Regions from separate parts of the Homo sapiens genome. Here region 1 is linked to region 2. A link is a loop called in an ENCODE intact Hi-C map of the cell type or tissue named here. Cell type or tissue: CD4-positive, alpha-beta T cell. All regions are shown on one strand. Each heading gives the region's core, and the rest is flanking DNA. Links, peaks and the distances in the headings are about the cores only. Region 1 overlaps PRKAG2 (protein kinase AMP-activated non-catalytic subunit gamma 2). Region 2 overlaps PRKAG2 (protein kinase AMP-activated non-catalytic subunit gamma 2).

Region 1 (7,174 bases), core at 1,183-6,182, 55 kb before region 2:
GTGGCTCCTTGGTCATTTCTCTCTCTTTCTTTCTCTTTCTTTCTTTCTTTCCTTCTTTCTTTCCTTTCCTTTCTTTCCTTCCTTTCTTTCCTTTCTTTCTTTCCTTCTTTCTTTCCTTCCTTCCTTCCTTCCTTGCTTCCCTTCCTTCCTTCCTTTCTTCCCTTCTTTCCTTCCTTTCCTTCCTTCCCTTCCCTTCCCTTCCCTTCCCTCCCTCCCTCCCTCCCTCCCTCCCTCCCTCCCTCCCTCCCTCTCTCTCTCTCTCTCTCTCTCTCTCTCTTTCTTTCTTTCTTTCTTTCTTTCTTTCTTTCTTTCTTTCATTCATTTAGAGACAGGGTCTCTGTCATCCAGGCCAGAGTACAGTGGCAGAATCACTGCAGAGCCTCAACTTCCCAGGCTCAAGCGATCCTCCTGCCCTTTGCCCGCAATAGGTGGAACTGCAGATGCACACCACCATGCCTGGTTAATTTTTTAACTTTTTGTAGAAATTGGGTCTCAGTGTATTGCCCAGGCTAGTCTCAAGCTCCTGTACTCAAGCGATCCTCCCACCTCAGCCTCCCAAAGTGCTGGGATTTAGGTGTGAACCACCACACCTGGCTCTTGGTCACACCAAAATAATTTCCGTGTGGAACTAAACTTTAAGTGTTTTAAGTAATGTACCTCCAAAACATTTGAATATCTAAATCTTGGGATGTCAGGCCTTTCTAGAAGGTGCAAAAAATATGTTTGTTTGTGATATAAATATCCACAGCCTTTCTTGCCTTCTCTCAAAGTTTGCAGGCTTGATTCTCAGAGCTTTGCTATATTGATGAGGTAGAGGAGAGCTGGATGCATTCCTGTTAGAAAGAATGAAGAATGTCTAAGAGAGAAATGCATAACGGGGGTCCAGGTGAGTGAAGGGAAGATTCTAGAAGGTGAGTTTTGGTTGGAGAAGATTTTGGAGAGTTTGGGAGCGTCATACCAGAGATTGAAGCCCAGTTCTTGTGCTGTGTAGGATGGTGGGAGAGGGATAGAAGAGATGACCCCCTGAAAGGGGCATTATGTGTGTTGGGAATATAAGCACACCGCTGGCTCCCAGGCAGCCTCTCCAGACACCTCTTCAGATTTCCTGAAAGGACTCACCTTAGTAGAAAGGCCTTCCTTTGACACCCTGGGTAAAGTAGTAGCAATCTCCTTGCAGGCATCTACACTACTGATTCCCCACAGGATATACTGTCTATTTACTGGTTCACTTGCCTGTCTCTCCCCACCAGAGTGTAAACTGTCTGAGGACAGGAATTCTGTTTTATTCAAAGCTTTCTCAGGGTCTAGAATGGCGCCTGAAGGCACTGAGCAAATTGTTTGAAATTAATTCACCAACAACTTAACTTGTTTTTCAATGCTTTCTAAAATGTGGGCTGATGCTTCTGAATACAAGATGATGGCTATACTGACCCAGGGATTTCAGTGGGTCATATGTAAGCCCGACCGGGTCCAGAAACTGTGAAGGGACAGAGGCAATTATCATTGATGACATCAAGATGACCACTTCCATACAGCTTCCCACTCCAAATAGAAAATGAAACAAAACAACAATATAAACGTGAAAAACACGTGCTAGACCAGAAGGAGATGATGAATTGATGGAGGACTAATATCCCTAATGTACAAAGATATTTACAAACCAGTGAAGCGAATGACTCAATGGCCTGAGTCTTGGAATCGAAAGTTTTAACAGGCTCCTCAGGTGATATTGATATATACCCCAGAGCCTGAGACTTCTAGGAAAGATGGCATTGTGTGTACTGCATGCATACAAAATGATTCCTCCCACAGTTGTTCAGATACAGCAAAAGGACACGGAGCTCTCTGGCTTTGGAACAGAGTGCAGGAGGAAAGGAGGAAGTGGAATAATCCCTAAGCACCCACCTCCCATTCCACCACCAGCCTCACTCCAATTTAATGGTGCTGAGTTTGGGACGTGGGGATTTTGAAAGCATCAGCAGACTTGGAAAGACAAGAAACGTGGTGCTGATAGAAGTGATATAATGTTTTATTTTAAAATGCCAAAAATGTAAAGCGGAAATCGAAATTTTAGCTAAGGGAAAAGCATAAAGAATAACATAGCTGGAATGAAGATAGGGTAAAAATCATGCATGTAATGAGATTACTTTCTATGTTCTTACAGTAGTAGAAATCAGGCAGATCTTAGAGCCTGAAGTAAGGAACAGAGGAGGGCTGGTTATTTTTGTAAGCAACCTATACATTGTGGGCAGATAATTTGATCATGCTTTGGCATAATTTCTGCAATGGTAAATGTGTGAGGTCATAAGCCCACAGTGCTGCTTGAATCTTAGGGAGCCTGTGGTTGCACTGGAAAATGGTCAACACAAGACCCAACCGTGGCTGGAACCCCTACTTCTCAGCCTCTGCAACGCTTAATGCTAAAGTCGGGGATGGGGCGTGGGGCATGGTGGTTTGTTCACTGGGTTCTCCAGGAGGGAGGCCACTTTCTATCTCACCCCCCTACAGCTCCAGGTCGAACTCCTAAAACCCAAGAGACAGGGCTGCTCTGAGACTGGTTGATGTGTTTTCAATACATGTGCTATTTGTAGGTCACTCCATAAGAATCAAGCTCCCCAGAAAACCTGCGAGACCTCAGAGCCCTCACTCCTCCCAGCACACCTTGCTCAGTGACCAGCAAAGTGTCAGTTGAAGAATGATAAGGTTCCTACATTTGGAAAGGATCACTTCTTTAAAAAGGCTGCAGCCAGCAGGTCACCATTCTGACAGGCTGGGAAGCATAGTCTCTAGCCAGATGCTGGAAACAGGCACTGCGAGAGTGGAAGACAGGGATTTATGCTGAACAGCGTGGCCAAATGTACATATTCAACAGGTTATAGGAGGAGCTATGAATATTCACAAAGAGGAAGCATAGACATGCATAATTGGCTAATTGTGTGCAGCATGCATCCATGTTCACGCTGGGGTGGAGACTTAACCTTTAAATGGATTACAGTAGGCCCTATATGTCAGAGGGTGAAGCCAAGGATGCGAAGACTGTCTGTGTGCAGCCTCCATAGGCTAGTCAGAGCCACTCCATGGTCAGGGGTCTCTTATCAGGAAGGAATGCTGGTCGGTTGTGTCGAACCTGCAAAAGGAAGGGGCAGCATCAGACAGCTGGTTGATCTCAGGAATGGAGCAAGTCTTTCAAAAGGGCAGGTTTCCATTTAACCCTTGGGGAAGGAAGCCTAATGGTGGTTAGCAAGGGAGGGGGTGTAATGAGGCACATCCGACCTCTCATCCCATTATGGCCGGGAACTCAGTTTTAAGGTTTTTCTGGGGTCCCCGTGGCCAAGAGGGGGTTCTTTCAGTTGGTTAGGGGCTTAGAATTTTAGCTTTATTTCTCAAAAGGTACTGAATTTGGCCTCCGTGGTCCCTAGCAGTGGACACACGCACTCTGGGGCCAGCAGGTTAGGTGCCCACTCTATGGGGTGGGGGTGCACCCTCGGCCATGTCAGCCCAGCACCCCAGCCCCGCAAGCAGTGCCACCTGCCCACCTCGTGTTTCCGCCACACCTCCCCAGATGCGGCTGCAGCATCCGTGCCTTCATGGCCCACAGGTTAGTTTCAGGGGCTGTCACACAGGCACCACAGGCTGCATGGCCTAAGCTGCCCGGATTCCTGTTCCCACAATTCTGGAGGCTGGAAGTTGGAATCAGGGTGTCAGCAGGACCATGCTCCCTCTGAAGGCTCTGGGAGGGCTCTGTTCCAGGCCTCCCTCCTAGCTTCTGGCAGTTGCCCACAAACCCTGGGGTTCCTTGGCTCGTAGATGCGTAACTTCAGCCTCTGCCTTCATCATCCTGTGGCCTTCCTCTGTGTGTGTCTGTCTCTTTTTCTTTTCTTAAAGTGACAGCAGTCAAAGGAGATTAAGAGCCCACCCTACTCCACTGCGACCTCAACTTAAGTGACTACATCTGCAATGACTCTGTTGCCAAATAAGGTCACCTTCTGAGGTTCTGGAAAGGAAATGAATTAGTGGGGGCACTGTCTAACCCAGCGCAGTCTACAACCACAGCATCAACTGCATTCAAAGTTCCTGGGCCATTTTCTTTGATGTTTACTTTCACTTGTCTTCTCTTCTTTGCTTGACTGAGGTTTGTTCACAGCCTTTCTGCCTGGGTTAGTTTCTTCTTGTGACTCTTAAATGCAGTAAAACACTGTAGAAAGCTGCCTGCCCAGCACAGCTGACACAGCCCTTTGGTAAAACCAGATAGCATCATTGCTCCCTGCACTGGGGGGACACCCTCCATGGAGCTTTGGAGCATCTCAGGGGGACAGGAAGGCCACAGTGCATTAGAACTCCAAGTCTGTTGAGGTCTTGCAAGTGGGGATTGGATTAGGAGTGGGTAAGAATCATGACACAGTGGCCCAGGATGGGAAGAAAGAGCAAGGCTACAGAGTCGCTGTTTCTTCAGGCACGGGCTGTCCTTGTCCATTGACTTAGTCCTGGCACCAACTGCAGCCTTCTTGGTCTGTTTGGAAAAATCTTGAAGACTGGCCAGGTGCAGTGGCTCACGCCTACAATCTCAGCCCTTTGGGAGGCTGAGGTGGGCAGATCACTTGAGCCCAGGAGTTCAAGAGCAGCCTGGCCAACATGGCGAAACCCTGTCTCTACTAAAAATATAAAAATTAGCCAGGTATGATGGCATGTGCCTGTAATCCGAGCTACTAAGGGAGGCTGAGGCAGGAGGATCGCTTGAACTCAGGAGACAGAGGCTGCAGTGAGCCAGGATCGTGCTAGTGCACTCCAGCCTGGGCAATAGAGTGAGACTCTATCTCCAGAAAAAAAAAGAAAGAAAGAAAGAATAGGAAGAGAGATCTTGAAGAACAAGAGTTCTAAACTTTATTGATGAAGCTTCTGATTTATTTAAGCTTTGCCGTTGCTAATGGGGTTTTGGTGGGGTCATTGCAGGCGTATTCCCCTTACCTCAAGAATATCCTAAAATTTGGGCAGGAAGTTTGGCCTCATGAATGATGACAAGGGGCTGCATGATACAGCCTAGAAGTTTGGGGGAGTTTAGCTCTCCACAGAGTAATACTTGACCAGTAGGAACTGTGGCTTTGAGGAAGCTGGGCAGAAACCTCCTCCTTGATGATGGCTATGGATCCCCCCACATATAGTTCCTTTCTAGAACCCTCCTGGAGGAGTCCCATGAGCCAAGTGAACATGCTTTCTAAGCTCCCCTGCTCTTTATTCTGATTATTATGTTATTATTTGCAGCTTGTCATGCATCAGCAGCCAGCATGACAACTCATTTCATTGCTGCTTCTCCTGCCCTACCTCACCTTGATCTTAATCCTTGCCTCAGGCTCTGCTTCTAGAGGAAAATGGCTGAGAGAAAAAGGAGGCTGTGGAGAAATGAGAATCTCTGGGCAGCAGCACTTAACTCTGGCTCCATAATCAGAATAAGAGGAACCAGAGCTTTTGGCCAGTTCTTCCTTTGAGCAGGTCTAAGACAGAAACATTTGGTTTCAAAAAAGTCAGTGAGTAATGACTCACGTCACAGAGTGACTTGCCACAGGATTTAACAATTAGCTGGTACTCTTTGAGCCTCACTCACATGCACTGATATCTAAGCGAGTGTGGATGACTACAAATCATGACAGGTGTATTCATTTGGTAGGGCCACTATAACAGCACCACAAACTGCGTGCATTAAACAACAGAAGTTGGCTGGGCATGGTGGCTCACGCCTGTAATCCCAGCACTTTGGAAGGCCAAGTCGGGCCAATCACTTGAGGTCAGGAGTTTGAGGCCAGCCTGGCCAACATGGTAAAACCCCATCTCTACTAAAAATACAAAAACTAGCCGCACATGGTGGCAGATGCCTGTAATCCCAGTTACTCGGGAGGCTGAGGCAGGAGAATCGCTTGAACCCGGGAGGCAGAGATTGCAGCAAGCTGAGATCAGGCCACTGCACTCCAGCCTCGGTGACAGAGTGAGACCCCATCTTTAACAAAATAAAACAAAACGGGAGTTTATTATCTCAAGAGGCTGGAAGTCTGGAATCAGGGTGTGGGCAGGGCCGGCTCCTTCTGAGGCTGTGAGGGGGTCTGTTCCATGCGTCTGTTCTTTCTCCTGGTCTGTGCTGGTCATCACTGCCATTCCTTGGCTTGGAAGCACAGCCCCCAGTCTCCGCCTTCATCTTCACAGAGGTTTTTCCATGCACATGTCTCTGTGTTCAAATTTCCCCTTTTTCTAAGGAGACTATCCCTATTGGACTACGGGACCCTCTGACTCCAGTATAACCCTCATCTCAGCTAACCACATCTTCAATGACCCTACTTCCACATGAGGTCACGTTTGGAGGTGCTGTGAGTTAGGATTTCAACATGTGACTTTTGGAGGGACACAATTCAACCCATGACATAGGACTATCAAGGAATGGATATGTCCTGCCTTCTCCACGATTGATGTGCTGAATGGAACAACACAGGCCGTAGGTACGGACAGAGTTGGAGAAAGATGAGTTAGTGGTAGGCCGGACTGGCTCGGAGAGGTGTTGTGATAAATGGAGACACTTTAGCGGGCCTTGACGGATAAATGAGAGGGAGCCTCCCACACAGTAGCAGACCCCACTGTCTTCAGGTGTCTGTGAACTTGCAGTCCTCTGACACCTTTTTCTTGAAACACACTAGTGCCTGGGCATAGGTCATCCCCAGTCCCCCTTTCTAAAGTGGCCTGAGCCAGTGTTCCAAATCAGGGTGATAGCTGGTCTCAGCACTCTGCTTTTACTCTCTCCTGGGACTTATCCACGATCTGGGCGCCTCGCCTTTGGTTTTCTCCTTTTTAGTGAGATGAACATGTCTGTTGTTACTGAGTACAGGTTGTTGAGTGAACTGTGTTTGAGCTTCACTTCCCACCAACCTCCCACCTACCATTGTTGACTCCAAAATGTCTCCTTTTGACAAGACTCTTCCTGTAAGTTTCTCCCCCACCTCACTTCTTCCCCGTTCCTACCATCATTTAAAGGAAATAGATTTTGATAAATGGGCTTTACTGCTGTAAGTGAAGTTGGAAGAACAAAGGTTTCAGATCTGCAGCCCAGCCGAGTCCTCGTGCAGCGCATATGTGAGAAGTTACAGTGACACCTCTGTGTCCTTTGGGAGATTTTGGCATGGGCTGAGTGTTCTTT
Region 2 (7,174 bases), core at 1,004-6,003:
GGCTTTCCAGCCCCCAGAACCGTAAGAAAATCAACTTCTGTTACGTAAGCCACCCCATCTATGTGCTCTGTTCTGCCAGCCCAAGATGACTAAGATAGTGTCTGCTCTGGAAGGCAGGACCTCCTGCCTGGCATCTGCTTCCATGTAGCAGAAGCTGAGTCTGGCCCAGGACGACCCTCACATCAGAGCCCCTTCCCCCCACTCCCAAGGTCAGGCATAGAGGAGGTGTAAAAAGATGCTGCGTGGGCAGAAAGAATGACAAGCACCTACCCATGCAGGGATAGTGAATTTGAGGCAGGTCCCCAGCAAGGTCAAGGCCAGCTCCTTTCTCATGAGGAGATGCTTTCCTGGTGGGTCCCCAAGGCTCAGGGTGGCTCATCAACTTTATAGGCTGAAAAACCCCACTATTTTCAGCACACCAAGAACAGATTTATTACCTGGTTCACAGAAACTTAGCCAGATCCAAAGCTTTTTCATCCCAGTTGGCAGGCATAGTAGGCAAATACGTGGGTGGGCATGGCTACTCACACATGCCAGGCCCTCCCCATCCTGTTGGCAGGGCCACACGGGAGCCAGTCCAGAGCTGCTGAGTGGTCACTGTACCAGCCGGTGAGTCTGGGGCCGGGGCAGCCCTTCTCTTAAAAGGCATCTGGAGCCACCTGTTTTCTGCCCTTTCCTTGGGACACCACCCTTCTGCCATTCTCTTCACCTGGCGTTTCTCCAGAAAGTTCCTGCATATGAAATTCAAGTCAAATATTATTCTTGCCTCCCTGCAAATGACCCCAGTCACCTTGAGTGGAGTTCTAGGTGTTTCCAAATTCTTTAACCATGTAATTACAGTCTCTTGGGTAACTCTCGTCAATGACTGATTGCACCCTCTTTTTATGCGATTTTACAGCTTTATGAAGGCAACCTCTTTCCTTCTTTTTTTTTTTTTTTCTTTTTGACATGGGGTCTCGGTCTGTTGCCCAGGCTGGAATGCAATGTCACGATCTCAGCTCACTGCAACCTCCACCTCCCGGGCTTAAGCAATTCTCCTGCCTCAACCTTCCGAGTAGCTGGGATTACAGGCATGCGTCACCCAACTCGACTAATTTTTATACTTTTAGTAGAGACAGGGTTTTGCCATGTTGGCCAGGCTGGTCTCGAACTCCTGACCTCAAGTGATCCACCCACCTTGGCCTCCCAAAGTGCTGGGATTACAGGCGTGAGCCACCACACCCGGCCCACCTCTTTCCCTCTTTTGTTGCCTCGAATTTTTGTGGGGCAAGTCGCCACTGCTCCCCTTCCTGCCAACACTCATTTCCCTAAAACGCTCTGGAAGCTGAAGGTGCGGGGTGTGTACCCATCTCTGCTCCACGCGGGCTTGGGGGCTGGAGCAGCTGCGTGGCTCAGGCCTACGTGCTTTCTGCAGGGCTCTGTGTTTCAGACGCTGTTTCCTTTCAGGAATTCAAAACACTGACTGCTAATTTCACTGGTCCCCGTTCTTTGCAGAATGAGTTTATATGAAGTCCCATTCTTAGGTTGATTATGTCTAAGCCTCAGTTTCCACCTCTACAGAATGGGGCAACAGTGTCCCATACCCTCCTTCCTAAGGGATTATTATGCACCTGTTAAGTGCAAGGCTGGGCGGGGTTCTGTGCGTGTCAAGCATGGGAACAAGTATGTAGCTGGCTGGCTGCCCTTTGAGCCTGGAGTGGTGAGGCCAGGACTTGTGGATCCAAGCCCTGCCTGGACAAGGTGGGCTTGCTCTGTTGGGAGTCCACATACGGACCCCTGCCCAGCCCCTGCTTCTCTAACAGGTGCCCAGGGTCACAAAGGGGGCTTGAACACAAAGCATTTTCACCCGATGGAGGTCTCTATCCATTCACTTGGCAAACATTTGCCTGACATGTCATAATCAACACTTTCACACTCGGCCTCCTCTAATCTCCGGTTTTCTTAAAGGCCAAGGGCACCTCAGGTTCAGCACCACATCTGACCCATGGGGCTGACATCAGCCTGTGAACTTCCTGATTTGTGTATAGTTGTAAATGTTTAAACTTCTTAAACTTGTATTAGGCAAATCTCCAGCACTTATCAAAGAGAAAAGAGCGTACTGAAGCCCTGTGTGTCCTCTGCTCAACCCCAGACTACAAACTCAAGGGCAATCGAGCTCCATCCCTGCACACACCCACCTCCCCTGCCCCTTGGATTATTTTGAAGCAAATCCAAGACATATCATTTCATCTATAAATATATAAAAGTGCCTCTCGAAAATCCTTCCTGGAAGCCTAAGATGCCGTGAGATGGGACCGCCGCCCTGTGAGCGAGGAGAGTGGAGTCCCGCACCAAGGCTCCTTGCCCCGCCCCGCCCTCTCTCCTGCCTTTGCCTTTCGCCTTGAGCACCTGTTTTCTGTGGTCTTGGCTTTCCTGTTCGCTGCCTCCCTGGCATGATCTTTAATTCTTCAGCCTTCCCCCTATCTTTCTCTTCTTCCACTCCATCCTCCCTTTCTAGATCACAACTCAAATTGGAATTTTTAAAAAATTTGCTTTTGGCCAGGCACGGTGGCTCACGCTTGTAATCGCAGCACTTTGGGAGGCCGAGGCAGGTGGATTACCCAAGGTCAGGAGTTCGAGACCAGCCTGACCAATATGGTGAAACCCCGTCTCTACTAAAAATACAAAAAAATTAGCTGGGCATGGTAGTGTGTGCCTGTAGTCCCAGCAACTTGGGAGGCTGAGACAGGAGAATTGCTGAGACAGGAGAATTGGAAGTGGAGGTTGCAGTGAGCTGAGATTGTGCCACTGCACTCCAGCCTGGGCAACAGACAGGAACTCTGTCTCAAAAAAAATAATAATAATTTTTTTTTTTTTTTTTTTTTTTTTTGCTTTTAGGCCAGGTGCAGTGGCTCATGCCGGTAATCCCAGCACTTTGGGAGGCTGAAGTGGGTGGCTCACCTGAGGTTAGGAGTTCGAGACCAGCCTGGCCAACACGGCGAAACCCCGTCTCTACTAAAAATACAAAAGTTAGTTGGGCATGGTGGCACGCACCTGTAATCCCAGCTACTTTGGAGGCTGAGGCAGGAGAATCACTTGAACCTAGGAGGCGGAGGTTGCAGTGAGTCGGGATCACACCAGTGCACTCCAGCCTGGGCAACAAGAGCGAAACTCCATCTCAAAAAAAAAAAAAAATTGCTTTTAATTGGGTAGAATTTAACATCACATATTCTTATTTATTTTTTCTTATTTATTATTTTTTTGAGATGGAGTCTCGCTCTGTTGCCCAGGCTGGAGTGCAGTGGCACGATCTTGGCTCACTGCAACCTCCACCTCCTGGGTTCAAGCGATTCTCCTGCCTCAGCCTCCCGAGTAGCTGGGATTACAGGTGTGTGCCATCACACCTGGCTGATTTTTGTATTTTTAGTAGAGATGAGGTTTCGCCATGTTGTCCAGGCTGGTCTCAACCTCCCAACCTCAGGTGATCCACTTGCCCGAGCCTCCCAAAGTGCTGGGATTACAGACATGAGCTACTGCGCCCGGCCCACTTATTCTTAATTTAGAAGTAGATGTTTAACAATTTATTTCACTTTTCTTTATAATGAAAGGAAACTTGCTTTTTACTAGAGTAGTTTTTTTCTCTGTTCACCAATGGCCCTGAACAGATACACGAAGGGCAAGGCCACCAGGGAGAGGTGGCAGGGTGTGGATGGGAGGACGTGGTGCGTGGATGGGAGGATGGCGGCATGTGGATGGGAGGACGGCGGGTCGCGGATGGGAGGACGGCTCTCCGGGAAGCCCTGCCGCCTCTCCACCTAGGCACGGCGGGGCGCGGATGGGAGGACGGCAGCGTGCGTGTGGGAGGATGGCAGGGCTGGGATGGGAGGACGGCTCTCTCGGAAGCCCTGCCGCCTCCCCCATACCTTGGCACACATTTTCCTCAAGGCTTAGAAGTCAAACGTAAGTTAGGCCGGTGAGTAACTGCATAGGATGTTTAATGAGCGCTGACTCTGTGCTAGGTGCTCTTCTTGTGAGATCTTGTTTATTCCCCATGACAACCCCGTAAAGCCCGTACTCCAATGGAGATCACCTGTTCAGCTACCTAGCTAGTAAGTGGCAGGGCTGGGACCCCAGCCCGAGTTATCTAACCGCTACCAGTGACCCCCCACACTTGACTGTCTGTGAGAATCCTTTGGGGGTATGTGCCGGTTCTTGGACTTGAACCCCCAAATTGTGATATATTTGATCTGGGGTGAGATCCAGGAAATTTGCATTTTTCATAAGACTTGTAGGTGATTTTGATGCATACGTCATGGTAGCTACATTTAAACACTGGGGGTCAGGTGCAGTGGCTCATGCCTGTAATCCTGGCACTTTGGGAGGCCGAGGTAGGAAGATCACTTCAGGCCAGAAGTTCAAGGCCAGCCTGGGCAACATAGACCCCTTCTCTATGAAACATTTAAAAATTAACTGGGTGTGGTGGCCTGCACCTGTAATCCCAGCTACTCAGGAAGCTGAGGCAGGAGGGTCACTTGAGCCTCCTGAGGTTGTAGTGAGCTGTGTTCGCACCACTGCACTCCGGCCTGGGCAACAGAGCGAGACTTTGTCTCAAAAAAAAAAAAAAAATTAAAAAAGCAAAAACACCATCCTCATGAGTTAATAGTTGTTGAAATGGCATGCTAGAAAAAATGGAGTTCATTATTCTGTTCTGTCTACTTTTACATATGTGTTTAAATTTTTCCATACTAAAAAAGTAAAAAAAGAAAATACTGCATTACATACATGTGTGAGCTGTGGTACCATATCCTTTTCAAAAACCGCTGATTCACAGCCTGGCTTGCAAGCCGGGGTGCGTCCTACAGCATCAGAATTAAACAAAAGGGTCTGCTTTGGGTGGGGGGAAAGATATCAGAGCAAAAGGAAACAAAGTCCACAATTCTCGCCATTCCCAGAAGACAGTGTGAGGGATGTAGATCTGCAAACTGCATATCCATTTTCTAAGATGTCAGGCTCAGAATTCCTTCTTCCATGACCCCCTGTCCTTCCGGGAGTTTTGCCCTTGAGTCTTCCTTCTCTGTTCACCATTTCCCGTCCCTCTGCCTCGATTTGACAGTGCCATACAGGAGAAATGGGAACTGCTTCAGCTCCGAGGAAGGGCCATCCACTGGGCATTTGTAGGGAAGCAGAGAGAATGCCCCAAACCAGCTCACGCCCCTCTGCTCTTGGCACGTTCCAAGCACACAGGGCTCTCCATGACAATCCTGTCTTTGCTTTGCATGCTGGGAAAGTGCTGAAAATATCCTGCACCCAAAATGAGTGATGGAAAACGGAATGAATTTGCATGGCCAGAGCATTTTCCCCTCTGAAGCATCAGGCTTTGTGTAAATCTCCACGAGGCCTCAGAACCTCTCCCAGGAAAGACAGAGATGGAGGCTGGAGAGGATTGTGGTGTGTTCCACACCCTCCCTCAGCACAGCGTGGCCCCGGGTGACTGAATGTGGTTATGGGGCACACTCATTTTGCTTACTCTGCATGCACTCCCTTTTTTGGCAACAGGAGCCTGATTGTGCCTGGGTGCCTCCTGGACCTGCAGCCCAGGAGCTGGTGTCCGAGGTCAGGCCAGTGGGCACCTCCCATCCCTGGGCTTGGCTCTGGCCGGGTGTCAGCTCATCAGGGCCAACAAGAGCAGATTTGTTTTGTTACATCAGTGGAGGAAGGGGACTTTCCCTTTCACAGTGGGCCAGAGCAAGGCCCCTGCAGGGCTGTCCCTGTGGTTACCATTAGCAGTCTCGTGGGTCCTGAGTGTAGAGTCACTGCCAGGGAGTGGAGGAGAGGGACCCAGTCTCCTGCGGTGGCCACCCCATCTGATTCTCCCTCCAGGCCACACAGGATGTCCAGGCTTTGGGTGCCAGGCCCCTTCCTGCTGAGCCAGCAGAGCGTCCTTCCCGGGTGAGTGAGCCTGAGCCCGTCCCATTGTTCACACTCCTCAGAGCTCTCAGAGGGTCGGGCGGAGGCTGGGTGCCAGGAGGGCACGTGAGGGTGGGGGCCACACTGAGCCGCCCAGTCATGTTACACCACGTGATGCACGTACGCGCCGCGGAGGAAGGCCTGGAGTCCCTGGTGGCACCTGACATTCTGCCGCCACTGCCTCCGGGCAGTCACACCCTGACATGGGATCTGTACACCTCCTCCATCACCCGAGACACAGCCCAGCCACCTGGGGCGCCTGGGAAACCCAGAGGAGGGCGGCTTCTGGGTGATGGTGCCAAACCCAGTCGGTGGCAGGCCACCAACACTGGACCTGTGTCCCCATGTCTAGAGTTAGCACCAGGCTGTGGCTAGGAAGAGTCCTGGGGTCCAAAGATTTCTAAATTGTAGAACTTGCATCTGAGTTGAGACAGGCTAGCGGCTCTCAGGAACCTGCATATCCGAGAGTAACCCTAACAAGTAGTTTAAACACTTCTGTGATGGAGAGCCTGTTCTCTTCCTCGTTCCTTCAACACATTTGATAAATATCTACAGGTTGCTTAACTTTCCTGTGCCTCAGTTTCACCATCCATAAAATGGGGATAATATTGCTGTCCTCCTTGGTGGATGGAGATTAAAGGAAGCAATAGATTTAAAGTGTTGAAATATATTAACCTATTTGAATATTAACTCTTTGACTATTTTCTGAAGTGCATACACTAAAGTGCTTAGTCATCACTGGTACTGTGATGCCTATTACTGTTACTACTAAGCCTAGCACTGTTAGTGCTCTAAGCTTAGCACTCTTAGTACTCTAAGCCTAGTACTCTTAGTACTCTAAGCTTAGCACCCTCAGTACTCTAGCCTAGCACTATTAGTACTCTCAGCCTAGCATCCTCAGTACTCTAAGCCTAGCACCCTCAGTACTCTAAACCTAGCACTCAGTACTCTCAGCCTAGCACTCAGTACTCTCAGCCTAGCACTCTTCATACTCTCAGCCTAGTACTCTTAGCACTTTAAGCCTAGCACTGTTGATCCTCTAAGCCTAGCACCCTCAGTTCTCTAAGCCTAGCACCCTCAGTACTCTCAGCTTAGCACTGTTTAGTACTCTCAGCCTAGCACTCAGCACTCTCAGCCTAGTACTGTTGATACTCTAGGCCTAGCACTGTTAGTACTCTAAGTCTAGCACTCTCAGTACTCTAAGCCTAGCACTCTTAGTACTCTAACC

The links. Peaks named below come from ENCODE experiments on the same cell type or tissue, not always from the same donor. Only the 100,000 strongest peaks of a DNase experiment are listed, where the experiment ranks them.
Region 1: it touches region 2 in a loop (3-fold over the local background); 1 of 110 quality-filtered maps calls a loop at or near these places.

What each region holds. Positions count from the first base shown.
Region 1 is chr7:151,766,127-151,773,300 of GRCh38, reverse strand. All of the region lies in intron 3 of PRKAG2 (protein kinase AMP-activated non-catalytic subunit gamma 2), which reads left to right. Among named protein-coding and RNA genes, the nearest start is that of PRKAG2-AS2, 37 kb to the left of the region's middle. In CD4-positive, alpha-beta T cell, for the core only: no CTCF peak of the experiment used is centred there; DNase peaks (open chromatin) are centred at 4,030 and 5,530; H3K4me3 peaks cover 1,185 bases; H3K27ac peaks cover 3,505 bases.
Region 2 is chr7:151,711,018-151,718,191 of GRCh38, reverse strand. All of the region lies in intron 3 of PRKAG2 (protein kinase AMP-activated non-catalytic subunit gamma 2), which reads left to right. Among named protein-coding and RNA genes, the nearest start is that of PRKAG2-AS2, 92 kb to the left of the region's middle. In CD4-positive, alpha-beta T cell, for the core only: no CTCF peak of the experiment used is centred there; no DNase peak of the experiment used is centred there.